Linked DNA regions of Homo sapiens: region 1 is linked to region 2. A link is an interaction called in ENCODE POLR2A ChIA-PET data of the cell type or tissue named here. Cell type or tissue: PC-9. All regions are shown on one strand. Each heading gives the region's core, and the rest is flanking DNA. Links, peaks and the distances in the headings are about the cores only.

The links. ChIA-PET counts read pairs that join two places held together with the same protein. Peaks named below come from ENCODE experiments on the same cell type or tissue, not always from the same donor. Only the 100,000 strongest peaks of a DNase experiment are listed, where the experiment ranks them.
Region 1: POLR2A ChIA-PET joins it to region 2 with 14 read pairs; 2 of 35 experiments call an interaction of 5 or more read pairs at or near these places.

Annotation. Positions count from the first base shown.
Region 1 is chr14:102,858,333-102,867,640 of GRCh38, forward strand. The region is part of intron 2 of TRAF3 (TNF receptor associated factor 3); the gene reads left to right. It also overlaps the pseudogene RNU6-1316P. Among named protein-coding and RNA genes, the nearest start is that of AMN, 60 kb to the right of the region's middle. In PC-9, for the core only: no CTCF peak of the experiment used is centred there; no DNase peak of the experiment used is centred there.
Region 2 is chr14:101,970,535-101,975,534 of GRCh38, forward strand. The region is part of intron 1 of DYNC1H1 (dynein cytoplasmic 1 heavy chain 1); the gene reads left to right. Among named protein-coding and RNA genes, the nearest start is that of DYNC1H1, 8.5 kb to the left of the region's middle. RefSeq lists an enhancer at 81-581. In PC-9, for the core only: no CTCF peak of the experiment used is centred there; a DNase peak (open chromatin) is centred at 2,057; H3K4me3 peaks cover 1,876 bases; H3K27ac peaks cover 5,000 bases.

The DNA.
Region 1 (9,308 bases), core at 2,091-7,090, 890 kb after region 2:
AGTAGAGACGGGGTTTCACCACATTGGTCATGCTGGTCTCGAACTCCCAACCTCAGGTGATCCACCCACCTCGGCCTCCCAAAGTGCTGGGATTACAGGCGTTAGCCACTGCACCCGGCCTAAGAACCTCTATTCTAATGTCACAATCTCCAAAGTTATTAGAAACCTGCATCCAAGAGCACCTGTTGAAGTCCTATAATAGCTGACTATAAACCACCTTTTGAAGAGGATCAACACAGCAGTTGTCTGTGGTTGACAGAAAGTCTTAAGGCAGCCACTATTAAAGGCACAATTGACTAGGAATTTTGATTACTTTTGTGGCATACGATTTTACATAATAATTGTAATTATTAGTAACATATGCTAAGTCATATCACAATTCTAGGAGTTTCCCATTACTTTGGAACACATACCAATAACATATTTATATAAATACAGGTCAAAGAAAGCCAAACACCATTTCATATTTGACAGTGCTTCCTGTATGATTTTTATACCAAATAAGCCAAATTTCACCATTGCATTAGTGTACTATTAATGTTAAACCCAATTCTTAATAAAACATTATAGACAAATCTACCCAATTTTAATGTCAGACCAGAAGGTAAGATTCTTATAAACCTTTTATAACCCTTTACAAATTTTTGTTAAAGAGCAGATCAGTGCTCTAAGAAAACCTTGTTACGCTTTTATTCCAGTGTTCAATTTACGGAACTGTATCATACCCCTTTAACTTCAGCCAGTATGTTCACACACAGAATTTCTTTTAAAAGATTAATTTTTCACAAAATTTCCACAACTTTTGCAAACCTTCAGCTTTATCCTAACTTAAAACAATCCCTTAACCCTTTAATTTAGGCCAAAAAAAAAAAAAATCCACATTCACATGTCTCCTTCTCTTTTACCAAAAACACATTTCACTTTCCCTACACACCTTGCATGTAAAACTGTTTTTCCAGTAGTCTCAAGTAGATGTTACACTGTTAACTCTTAGCAGTGTTTATTTTTAGTGAAAAACTTGGTAAGCAATTTTAATTATGTACTAGGTATGGAGCCTAGGACACCAGGCAGAAGTGCAGATAAGGTCTGACACTTACTAGCATAGCTAGGAGGCATGGCTAACTCCACATGTCCCTAGGCCTTACCTAGAATCTAATGGCTGTAGGTAAGTTTAACAATTTTCAAAAGTCAAAGAGGCAGTTTATAAAGTTAAAGCGTTTAGCAAACCTAAAATTTGACCTGCCTGATTTAGACCGAATGTCTTTATTTTACCAATAATCTTTAAAATTTTCTTTACTTCCCACAGCTTAAGTCACACGAATTAAAAGGCATTACGCTTTTTATTTTTCTGACAAAATATTTGATTTAAACACTTATTTTTAAGCCAATTAATCAAAGCCTTTTATATCACACACACAACACATATAAATACACAGACAGAAGAAAATGTAGTAGTTGTAAGGTTTTTCCTTTGCCAGTTTCTTAATTGGATTAGTGGCTTTATGGTGGAGCCCTGGAGGAACAGGGCAAGGAAAGCATGCAGTTTCTATGGCCTAATAAGCAGGCACAATTGGAAGGCAAGACAGAGCCCCAAAACTTGAGGGTCCCATTTTTATATTGATCCTGGATCCCCCAAAGAGAAACGCTACAGAACACAACAGTGCAATGATTTTACCACATATTTCATTGCCAGGCAACCCAGAGCCAATCAGCCCTTTCTGAGATCAGCCCATCCCCCATGGGAGTCTTATCTCTCAGTGGGGAAGGGTGAGGACATCTCCATACCTTCCAGGTGGCCAAGAGCATGCTCTTAATCCAGACACACAAAGATCCAAGTATCCCCCACAGTGCCATTTAGCCATCCCCAAAAGTATTAAATGTATTTCCTACCTAGTTATATTACACACCAAAGTTCTCTCATAATGTGAAGTAATTTCTGATACCCCCAAAGTAAAAAACAGATAATGCAGTGCAAAACAGAACAGAGCCATAGATTTTGAGAGGGATCTATCCACTTTTAATAATTCTCGGGGTTCCATGAGGAAAATAGAGGTTTTTCCCAAAACAGGGTATGTGGTGCCTCCTCTGTTTTTCCTAAGAAGTCCCAGGCTGTTAGAGCTTGAATATCGACTTTTAATTAAGCTGACTTTTAACCATAGCACTCTTTAAAAAGTCGTTTTAAATATCTTATTACCCAACTTTAGCCACGCCAAACTGCCAATATTCCTGGCTTTTTAACTTTTCCAAATGTAACCTCCCAGGTGCTGAGAGAAAGGAAAATTTAAGACAGTTTATGAAAGGGAGGAGAATCAACAAATGGCACAGGTCACCCAAATGCCAACCAGAAAGTGCTCATTTTCTAGGCTAAAAATTGAACCTGAACTCAGGCCACCATTGTGAAAAGACAAAGCCTTAACTGCTAAGCTACAGCATTGGGCAGTTTCCACTGCTTTTCCCAGAAGGAGCCCAGAGCAGTAAATTTTGAGCTTGCAAAGGCTTTTAACTGCTCAAGATAATTTGTAGAGCTAACTACTACCCCAAAATCCCTGTTGCCTGGAAGGCAGAGACAAAGAGAAAGTACTGCCATATGATTACAAGGTCAAGCTCTCAGGGACATTTCTCAACATGTGGTCTTTGGGCAAGATGGTGGCCCTGAATAACAGAAAAGATAGGAAAGGGAAAGGAAAGAAAGGGAGAAAAGCATTGCCTGCAGCAGGCTGGGGAATGCAAGAAGCTCAGGGAGGCCAGAGAAAGACCCGCCCATTGCAGCTGACACTGAATCAGAAGTTCAGGTGGCTGCTTTTTGGGAGCGTAGGGATCTTTCCCAGCATTCCCATCAGCTCTAGTTTCCCCTTTTGGGGAGGAAAAAGCTCCCCATGTCCCATAATCTTGGACATGTCTAGTTCTGTCACCCACAGCCATCAGCAAAGAGTGCAAGGCAGATTAATCCAAAGAGAATAGCAGTTAACATCCCATAGTGCCAAACTGGTTCTTAGTCGAGAGGGACTCTACTGAGAGGGGCCTCCAACCCCCTAAATTTTAGGAAGGACTCTAACCTTCCTAAGTTGGGCATCAAACCCAAGTTCAGTCAAGCGTGCTTGCCTTTTATTAACAGGCACCTTTATCCCTCTCTTAGGAGAGACTCTAACTCTCCTAAGTTGGGCCTCTAACCCAATCCCATCCTTTACCCAGGTAACTGCATCCCACTTACCCAAGGTCGGCCAATCAGTGCTGCAGTCTATTTCCTTTGGGTTGGGAGTCTCCTCAGTATCATCCCTTTGGGGCTTGCCAGGAAGATGTTACCGGAAAGGGGTCCCAATCCAGACCCCAAGAGAGGGTTATTGAATCTCATGCAAGAAAGAATTCAGGGTGAGTCTATAAAGTGAAAGCAAGTTTATTATAGAAGTAAATAAAAAAGTGGCTACTCAATAGGCAGAGCAGCCGATTTGTATTTTCTTAATGATATTGATATTGGACATCTTTTTATGCGCTTGTTGAATATTTCAGTATCTTCCTTGGAGAAACGTTTATACAGATCCTTTGCTCATTTTAAAATTGGGTTGTCTTTTTGTGGTTGAGTTATAAGAGTGCTTTATATATATCCTGGATGCTAAACCCTTATTAGATATGTGATTTGCAAGTATTTCCTCCCATTCTGTTAATTGTCTTTTCACTTTATTGATAATCTCATTTGGTGCTCAAAAGTTTTTCATTTTGATGAATGAAGTTCAGTTTATCTAGTTTTTTATTTTGTTGCTTATACTTTTGTTGTTGTATCTAAGAATCCATTGCCAAATTCAGGGTCATTAAAGATTTACCTCCTGTGTTTTCTTCTAAGAGCTTTCTAATATATTTTTTGGGGATCTCATTCATTTTTGAAAGATAGTTTTACTGGATATAGAATTCTTGGTTGAAAAATAGCCAGACATGATGGCACTGGCCTGTAGTCCCAGCTCCCAGAGAGACTGAGGCAGGAGGATTGCTTGATCCCAGGAGTTGGAGACTGCCGTGAGCTATGATTGCACCACACTGCACTCCAGCCTGGGTGACAGAGTAAGATCCCTTCTCCAAAAAAAAAAAAAAAAAAAATTATTGGTTGACAGATTTTTTTCTTTCAGCCCTTTAATTTGTCACCTTTCGGCCTCCATGGCTTTAGATGAGAAATCAGTTGTTAATCTTACTGAGAAATCCTTGTACTTGAAGAGTCACTTCTCTCTTGCTGCTTTCTACAGTTTGGCTACAGTGTGTCTGGGTGTGGCTCTTTGAATTTATCCTACTTGGAGTTTGTCGAGCTTCCTGGTTATGCAGATTAATGTTTCTCATTAAATACAGGACTTTTCTACCATTATTTCTTCAAACTTTTTTTTGTCTTTTTTTCTCTCTGTCTTTCTAAGACCCTATAATATGTATGTTGGTACAATTGATGGTGTCCCACAAGTCTCTGAGGCTGTTTATTTTCTTCATTATTTTTTCTTCTGTTCCTTACACTTTATAATCTCAATTATCCTATCTTTAAGTTCTCTGATTCTTACTGCTGTTTATTTCTGCTGTTGAGCCCCTGCAGTGAATTTTTCATTTCAGTTTTTGTGCTTTTCAACTCCAGAATTTTTGTTTGGTTCTTTTTTTAAACTATTTTTTTCTTTATCAATATTTTCTATTCAGTGAGACATTGTTCTGATGGATCTTGTAGATTTTTGAACATGGTTTTCTTTAGTTCTTTGAACATATTTAAAATAGCATATTTAAAGTCTTCATCCATACGTCTAATGCCTGGGCTTCCTCTTAAACAATTTCTGTTAGTTGCCTTTTTTCTGCATGTGAACCATACTTTCTTGTTTCTTTGCATGCCTTGTGATATTTTGTTGAAAACTGGAACTTTTGAATTTTTACCGTGGCAACTCTGGAAATGAGATTCTTCCTTCTCCCCCAGGGTTTATTGACTGCTTGTTACAGTCATTGTTTGTATAGTTACTTTTCTGAGCTAATTTTATATAGTATATATTCTTTATCATGTGTGGCCTCTGAGTTCTCTGTTCCATTAATATAGTGGTCAGCTTGTGATTAGACAGAGATTTAAGCGCCTAGAACAAAAAATGTCTCCCAGTCTTTTGAGATGAGGTCTGTGTGTATGTTGGAGCACACCTTCAACACTCAGCCAGGCATTTGACGGTGATCCCTGAGCATTCGCTGCCTGCTTGCACAGATCCTGAAGGTCAGCCAGAGGTGAAAGCCTAGGGCCTTTTCAGGTCTTTCCTGAACATGTACACAGCCCTGGGCATTTGTGGAGCCTTCTGGATTTCCAAGAATGTGTCAGAGCTTTTCAAACCTTTATTTTCCAAAACATCTTACTCCTCAGCTTTTCTTCCCAAGCTTTTGGTTAAATCTATTGTTTGCCTCAACTGTTATTCAGTGCTTCAGGCAGCAGCAAATATGTTTGTCTGTAAATGTTTCCAATAACCTTTTCCCATCTTTCCCTAGTAGATGCCTCAGCACTGGGAGGTAAAGTCAAGCCCTTTGAGCCAGTCTTCCAGGGACTCAGTAGACAGGTCGAAACAAACAACTGCAGTTCTTTGCCGATGAGGCCCATTCTGCTCCCTCTGGGACCAGTGCATGCACCGGAGTGGCAGCCTCTTGTCTTCTAGGCCACTGCGGCAGCCAGGATGGGACCAGAGAAAGTTAAAATGCCATGGAACTCGCGGTTCTTGCTGAGATTCACCTGGTTTTTCTTGATTAAGCATTCTTCTGATTGCTGCAAGTTTTTAATTAGTTTTCCAAAGTTTTAAAATAGTAGATTCTAACGGTTTTTGCCTTTTTCTTTTTTTTTTTTTTTTTTGGAGACGGATTCTTGCGCTCTCACCCGGGCTGGAGTGCAGTGGCGCCATCACGGCTCACTGCAAGCTCCGCCTCCCAGGTTCACGCCATTCTCCTGCCTCAGCCTCTCTAGTAGCTGGGACTACAGGCACCCGCCACCACGCCCGGCTAATTTTTTGTATTTTTAGTAGAGATGGGGTTTCACCGTGTTAGCCGGGATGGTCTCGATCTCCTGACCTCGTGATCTGCCCACCTCGGCCTCCCAAAGTGCTGGGATTACAGGTGTGAGCCACCGCGCCCGGCCTAGTTTTTGCCAGTTTTTAAAATGTGTATATTGAAGGATGGACTTTGAGTTCCTTACTCAGCCATTTTTGTGGACATGATTTACTAGTCATAATTTAAATTGAATATTTTAGGACATATTAAATTATGATCAGTTTCGAGGTTGCCAAATTTACGTACACCTTACTTGGTTACACAAGAGATTTAAGATGGCTTACAAGGATAAATAGCATAAGAGATGCAATAAATTATCATTGTCAGTATTTGTTGGGTTGAGGGCATGTTAGTAAAAACTGCCCTCCCTGCTGTTAAGAACTTGATCCTACAGACAGAAATGTTTCCTTGGCAGCCTTGAGATTCTTGCCCTCTCTCTGTTACGTCAGTGGTGGGGAACCTGGGGCAGATTCGCCTCCGTGGCTTCTCCTGCATGACTGCGTTGGGCTGAGGGAGATATGCCAGGTTAGTGCCCAGCAGTAGGGATGGTTGTTACTGTCTGCCTCTGAGTTGATTGTGAGAAATGTGTCTCCAGTGTTGGTTTTCCTAAATCTAAAACTCTCCTTTGCTCAGGACAGGACAGGTAAGTGTTTATATCCTATTTGAGGACTTAAGACATCATGTCTATTGTCCTATTTGCTTCAGGAGGTGATCAGGGGATTCTTACACTTCAGATCAGAAGTGACTGCTCTTGGTGGCTGTTGATCACTGGGAGAGTCAAGAGTCATCAGTAAACCTGAGACTTGTCCATCCCCTGGTTCTGGTGCCTGTTGAGGTGTCTGTCTCCTGCTTTCCCAGGAGCCAGTTCAGTCCTGTGGCCACCTCATTGATATAGAAGGTCACGGGGCTGCCGGCTGGGCTCTGCTCAGGGTTCGTGTCATTTCTTTCTTCAGCTTTTGTTTAGAAAGCATATTTTCCTTGAGCAATGTCTGTCAATTTGACATAGTGGCTCATTTACTAGTCTTACTTGAGAACACCTCCTTTTGACATTGCTTCTGTGATAGAATTAGAGCTGCTTTCTGTTTTTATATATTGGATTGTCCCTTTTTCATCAGCATCACTCATAAGTTAATCTGAATTTTTTTTTTTTTTTTTTTTGAGATGGAGTCTCATTCTGTCACCGAGGCTGGAGTGCAGTGGCACGATCTCGGGTCACTGAAACCTCTGCCTCCCAGGTTCAAGCAATTCTCCTGCCTCAGCCTCCCAAGTAGCTGGGACTACAGGCATGTGCCACCATGCCCAACTAATTTTTGTATTTTAGTAGAGACGGGGTTTCACCATGTTGGCCAGGGCTGGTCTTGAACTCCTGACCTCAAGTGATTTAGCCGCCTCAGCCTCCCAAAGTGCTGGGATTACAGGCGTGAGCCACTGTGACTGGCCTAATAAAATTAAGATTTCTCTTCATTAAAAGACACTATAAATAAAGTCAAGCCATAGTGCTGGCTTTGGCAGCACATATACTAAAATTGGAATGATACAGAGAAGATTAGCATGGCCCCTGCACAAGGATGACATGCAAATTCATGAAGCAGTTCCGTATTTTTAAAACACATGCACACATATGTTTATTGCAGCACTATTTACAATAGCAAAGACTTGGAACCAACCCAAATGCCCATCAGTGATAGACTGGATAAAGAAAATGTGGCACATATACACCGTGGAATACTATGCAGCCATAAAAAAGAATGAGTTCATGACCTTTGCAGGGACATGGATGAAGCTGGAAACCATCATTCTCAGCAAACTAACAGAGGAATAGAAAACCAAACACCACATGTTCTCACTCGTAAGTGGGAGTTGAACAGTGAGAACACATGGACACAGGGAGGGGAACATCACACACTGGGGCCTGTCGGAGGGTGGGGATAGCATTAGGAGAAATACCTAATGTAGATGACGGGTTGATGGGTGCAGCAAACCACAACGGCACGTGTATACCCATATAACAAGTCTGCATGTACTGCACATGTATCCTAGAACTTAAAGTATAATAATTTAAAAAAAAGTCAAGCTATAAATAGGGAAAAGACATCTGTAATACATAAAACTAACAAAGGATTAGCTGTTAACATATTAAATAGATGGGGAATCTCCCCAAATCAATATTACGAGACAGGAACCCAATTAAAAAAATGACACCACCAGGCGCAGTGGTTCATGCCTGTAATCCCAGCACTTTGGGAGGCTGATGTGGAAGGATCATTTGAGGCCAGGAGTTTGAGAGCAGACTGGGGAACATAGCGAGACCCCCAGCTCCTGAAAAAATAAAAAAATTAGCTGGGCATGGTGGCATGTGCCTATAATCCTAGCTACTCTGGAGGCTGAGGTGGGAGGATTGCTTGAGCCCAGGGGGTCGAGGCTGCAGTGAGCCATGATGGCACCACTATACTCCAGCCTGGGCAACAGAACGAGACTCCATCTCTTGAAAACACACACACACACACACACACACACACACACACACACACACAAAACAATGACAAGAAGGCACAATTTGGCATTTCACGGAAGAGAAAACAAGTGGCCTCTCAGCATATGAAAAGATGCCAAACCTTTCTAATCAGGATAAGGGGCATAAAGACCATAGTCCTTGGTTGGTAGAAATTAAGATGACTGATAACTGTAAGTGTTGGTGAGAGTGTGGTTTCATAGAAATTCTTGTGCTGCTAGTGGAAGTATTTGTTGTTACCTCTGCTTTGGAGAGCAGTTTGGCACTCATTTACAAAACTGGCCTTTCGTACAACCTACACACCAGCGACTCCTCTCTGCTCTTTAGATGTAGAGTCCAGAGCAAGGACTGGTAAACTCTTTCTGTTACGGGCAAGAGAGTAAATATCCTAGGCTTTGTGGACTACATACACACTTAGTCTTTGTTTTTATAACACTTAAAAAATCTAAAAAGCATTCTTAGTTCAAAGACCTTACAAAAATAGGCTGCTGGCTGGATTTGATTTGCAGGCTGTAGTTTGCCAATTCCTGGTTCTCTGATCTAGGGGACGCATCCTGGAGAAACTTAGTTACATGCAGTCTTAGTGGCAGGAGGGCCAGGGGAAAAGCACAGAGCGGTATGGGGGAGTTGAGAGAGACTGGGAGGGTGGCCTCCTGGAGAAGGTCGGGGGCTGGACTGCATGTGTCTGGGTAGGCTCAGCCATGGCCTGGCTGGGTGGGCCTAGGGGAACGTAGAGCTTCTGAGGCACAATAGGCCAGTGTGGAGAGCA
Region 2 (5,000 bases), core at 1-5,000:
TGCAGTGGCACGATCTCCGCTCACTGCAACCCCCGCCTCCTGGGTTCAAGTGATTCTCCTGTCTCAGCCTCCTAAGTAGCTGGGATTACAGGCATGTGCCACCACGTCTAGCTAATTTTTGTATTTTTAGTAGAGATGGGGTTTCACCATGTTGGCCAGGCTGGTCTCAAACTCCTGACCTCAGGTGATCCGCCCGCCTCAGCCTCCCAAAGTGCTGGGACTGCAGGCGTGAGCCACTGTGCCCAGCCCATGTTTGGGATTTTAAAAGGGAAAGAAGACAAAAGATAAAGAGAACCCCAGGAACATTTAACACGTAATTTGGTAGTGTATGCGGGCCAAAGGAGATGAATGGCTTTGAGACCAGGAAGAGACTTGCTGTATGGCTGGGAGAAAGTTTGGAAGGAAGAGTACATGAGGGAATGAGCAAGGGTGCAGGAGTTGGGCAGCCTCACCTGGCACTTTACCAGTGTGCTTTGTCCCTTTTCCAACTGCCCGTTCACCAGACTTTGAGAGGGCATGCCCTGTCTACTCAGGAGAGGGCCGTATCATTCTTTTTTTTTTTTTTTTTTTTTTTTTTTTTTGAGGCAGGGTCTTGCTCTGTCGCCCAGGCTGGAGTGCAGCGCTGCAGTCTCAGCTCACTGCAGCCTCGGTCTCCTGGGCTCAAGAGATCCTCCCGCCACAGACATGCACCACCACGCTCTGCTAATTTTTGTATTTTTTGTAGAGATTGGGTTTCACCATCTTGCCCAGACTGGTCTCAAACTCCTGAGCTCGAGTGATCCACCCACCTTGGCCCCTCAAAGTACTGGGATTACAGGCATGAGCCACTGGGCCCAGTCGAGGGTGGTATAGTTTTTAAGGTAATTGAAATTGCATAGTTTTTGTATTCCATTAAACAAGCCATAATGCTGGCTGGGTGCAGTGGCTCACGCCTGTAATCCCAACACTTTGGGAGGCTGAGGCAGGCAGATCACTTGAGCTCAGGAGTTCAAGACCAGCCTGGGCAACATGGAGAAACCTTGTCTCTACAAAAATACAAAAGTTAGCCAGGCATGGTGATGCACAACTGTATCCCAGCTACTCAGGAGGCTGAGGTAGGAGAATCACTTGAGCCCAGAGAGGTCAAGGCTGCAATGAGCTGTGATTGCACCACTGCACTCCAGCCTGGGTGACAGAGTGAGATCCTGTCTCAAAAAAAATAAAACAGATGTAATGCTTACCTAATTCATAGTTTAATGATACAAATTACTAGTAGTTTGAAATACATTAAACTAGTCTTTGAATAAAAGTATACACACGTTAGTGCTAAATGCCATTTTGAACATCTCTAGAAATTCAATAAACTCTCAAAAGTTAACCAAGGAAGTGTTCACAAGTTGTTGTAATGTGTGTCAGTATAGCTTGCAGGGAAGGAACTCATGAAGCAGGCCCAGTACTTTGATTCTTTGAATGCATGGACATATAGTACAGTATTGGTCTGTTACATTTTAACAGTAACTTTGTATTAACTAGTAACTTTGCCAAGCATAAGGAAATGGATTCAAATTTTACTGAAAGTGGTATTACTTAATCAAACGTGCAGATTGTGTTTGTAGTAAGCTTATAAATATAACAGGGCTAATAGCCTCTTTGTTATTAAGAATTAATAATCAAGTGTCCTTCCTCCTCTGGACAACTATTTAAAAAAAAAAAAAAGAAAGAAAAGTAGAATGTCAGATTATTATTTGATGGCAGTTTTTGAAACAGTGTCCTAAATTGTGTGACTGTAAATGGGAGTCAGACATACTCAACTGTGTTTGATCCGTGTCTTTATAGGGAATATGCACAGAAAGACTAGTCCAAGATGTTTTCTGTGACTGGTTCGTAGTGACTTCCATAAGTTATTATCAAGAGAAGTTAGAATTTAGCAAAGCAGCAGGGAATATCTATTTGCATTATCGTTGTTTGAGGATTATGTCATTGGGTGTGCCTTCCTGAGCTGAAGCAGCATTCTACTGCATTGCAGTATTCCCAGGGCAGAGCTGGAGCGCTCACCACACAGCGGTGACTCATCTCTTGGAATGGCACCTAGTTCCCCTAACCCGGTTTGCATTAGGAAGTGTAGGCCACATGCTCATATGCTGTGTCCGGACTGCGCAATTTCTGTGTGATTTTATTTGTATCAATGATGACTCTTTATGGGGGGTAGAAATGATTCAGAGTTAACAAGCCATATTTTTAGTTGCGTCAGTGATTTCCTTTGATCATTATAGAATGTTAATTTTATTTTCTGTATATTGTTTCGGTGTTATTTTGATGGCATATTTTATATAAATGGTAGAACAATATGGAAAATTCAGAAAATTGAGGGAGAAAATCATCGCAGTACTTTGACAGCTGTTTCAGTTTGGAGATAGTTCTTTATTCTCTATGCTTACATTTTACAGGTTGTAATCGTGTGTGGCTGCTTTCAGGCAGTGTGATTTCTCTTGTGGTCTAGCTACATTTGAGTGGTTAGAAAAATTGGTTGCTTTCTTTAGTTTTTTTAATAGTCGTTTTAAAAAATAGCAAGTATCTGGCATACTAGAATGTTCTGCCGCCTACTCCTTCCTCTTCCTAAAATTATATCCAAATATACCCAAAACAATAATTTGGAAGAATTATTGTCTCTCGATAGATACACTAATTTTTTTTTTTTTTTTGAGATCAATCTCAGCTCACTGCAACCTCCACCTCCCAGGTTGAAGCAATTCTCTTACCCCAACCTCCCAAATAACTGAAATTACAGGTGCCAACCACCACACCCAGCTAATTTTTTTAATTTTTAGTAGGTATAGGGTTTCACCATGTTGGCCAGGCTGGTATTGAACTCCTGACTTGAAGTGATCTGCCCGCCTCGGCCTCCCAAAGTGCTGAGATTACAGGCATGAGCCACCGCGCCTGGCCAGATAGACTAATATTTTATACTCTTTAGTGTGAATTTTGTATTTGTCTCATCTTAAAACTAAGGAAGCAGGGGTTGGGCGCAATGACTCATGCCTGTAGTGCCAGGCCGAGGCATGAGGATCTCTTGAGCCCCAGGAGTTTGACACCAGCCTGAGCAACATAGAGAGACCCCATCTCTAAAAAATGTTTTAAAAATCCACTGAAGGTGGTGGCATGAGCGTGGGGTCCCAGCTCTTTGGGAGGCTGAGGCAGGAGGATCTCTTGAACCCAGAAGATCAAGACTACAGTGAGGTGTGATGAAGCCACTGCGTTCCAGCCTGGGCGGCAGAGCAAGACATTGTCTCTAAATAAATAAATTAATTAATTAAAATAAAATGCTTACAGAAGGAGCAAGATTTTTAAAACAATAGCTAAGGAAGCAAATAGCTTTTGCTCAGACCCTGTGTATCCAGGTTTCATAGTTTTTAGTGCTTAATGAAACCTTATAACCACCTAACTCAATATTCTACTGCCTGCTCCACCACCCATTTTACACCTTACAAATTTGAAGCCCAGAGAAAGAAAAATGACTTTCTCAAGGTCACATATCTTCTAAGCAATAGAACTTGAACTGTTGAAACTACTGCCCTTTCCTTTATTTATTTATTTATTTTTTTTGAGATGGAGTTTCACTCTTGTTGCCCAGGCTGGAGTGCAATGGCGTGATCTCAACTCACCACAACCTCCGCCTCCTGGGTTCAAGCGATTCGCCTGCCTCAGCTTCCCGAGTAGCTGGAATTACAGGCATGCGCCACCATGCCTGGCTAATTTTGTATTTTTAGCAGAGACGGGGTTTCTCCTTGTTTGTCAGGCTGGTCTCGAACTCTCTACCTCAGGTGATCCACCTGCCTTGGCCTCCCAAAGTGCTGGGATTGCAGGCATGCGCCATCACGCCCAGCCTTCCCTTTCTATTACATCATGACTTTTAAAAGGTGAACTATGTATAAAATAATCATGTTAAATTAATCCATAGATTGTAATTTTTGCCAACATATATTTCATACAGTACGTTATTGCAAAGATAATTTGACTAGAATGTTTAGGCATTGCATGGATTAGTACTAGATGTAGAGGTTTAGATTATTTTCTATTCTTATACTTTTTTTAGTTCTTCAATCTTGATTTTTAATTTAGAAATTTGGTTCACATGCTTCTTGAGGCTACCTTACTATTAATTTCCAGTAAGCTTTTTTAAACTTAAATTTTATTATTAAAAAATTGAGACATGGTTTCACCATGTTGCCCAGACTAGTCTCATACTCCTGAGCTGAAGTGGTCCACACCTCAGCCTCCCAAAGTGCTGGGATTACTGACGTAAGCCACCAGCCCGGCCTCCGTAAGCTTTTGAAAGTGACTACTGTGTGCATGTTGTATTGCGTGGAATCTAGCGTGGTCTCTGCCTTCCAAGAGCTCACAGCCGGGGAGGAAGATACATTCATAAGTCAAACCCAGAACAGACTCAGATAAGTGGTGTGGCGCAGCAGAGGGCAAGGCTAGACGAATGCTTCTCAGTGACCCTTGGGATGTTTCTTGATACTTTTCTTGATTGGGGTTTGTCTTGGGCCTGGCCTTGATGAAAACTGGCCATGCTACATTGTGGTGAGGAGCCTGGACTTCGGAATCACAAACTTCTGAATTCTCACATTGTTGCTTCCCACCCAAGTATCTGTGGGCAAGTTACTGATATTCTTTATGGAGAAAACAAGGATAATAATAGTCACACCAACCCCATAGGGTTAAATGTATGATAGCTGTAAAGTGCTTAGTAAAATGCCTATCACACAGGTGTTGCTGAGTGAACGGCTGAGCAGAATATTCTTGAGAGCAGGGGTGGAAAGTGACTTCTGTGTTTGAAGCACAATGAATGAGCTTCCTGGGATGGGATGCTGAGAACTTGGCCATAGCCAGCAGCGGCTAGCACTGCCCACCGCCAGGCCCTGTTCCAGTGCTTTCATGCACCAACTCAGTTATCCTTGCAGAAGCCCTGGCATGCTCACGCTACCCCACTTCACAGACAACCGCCTTGCCCAAAGTCA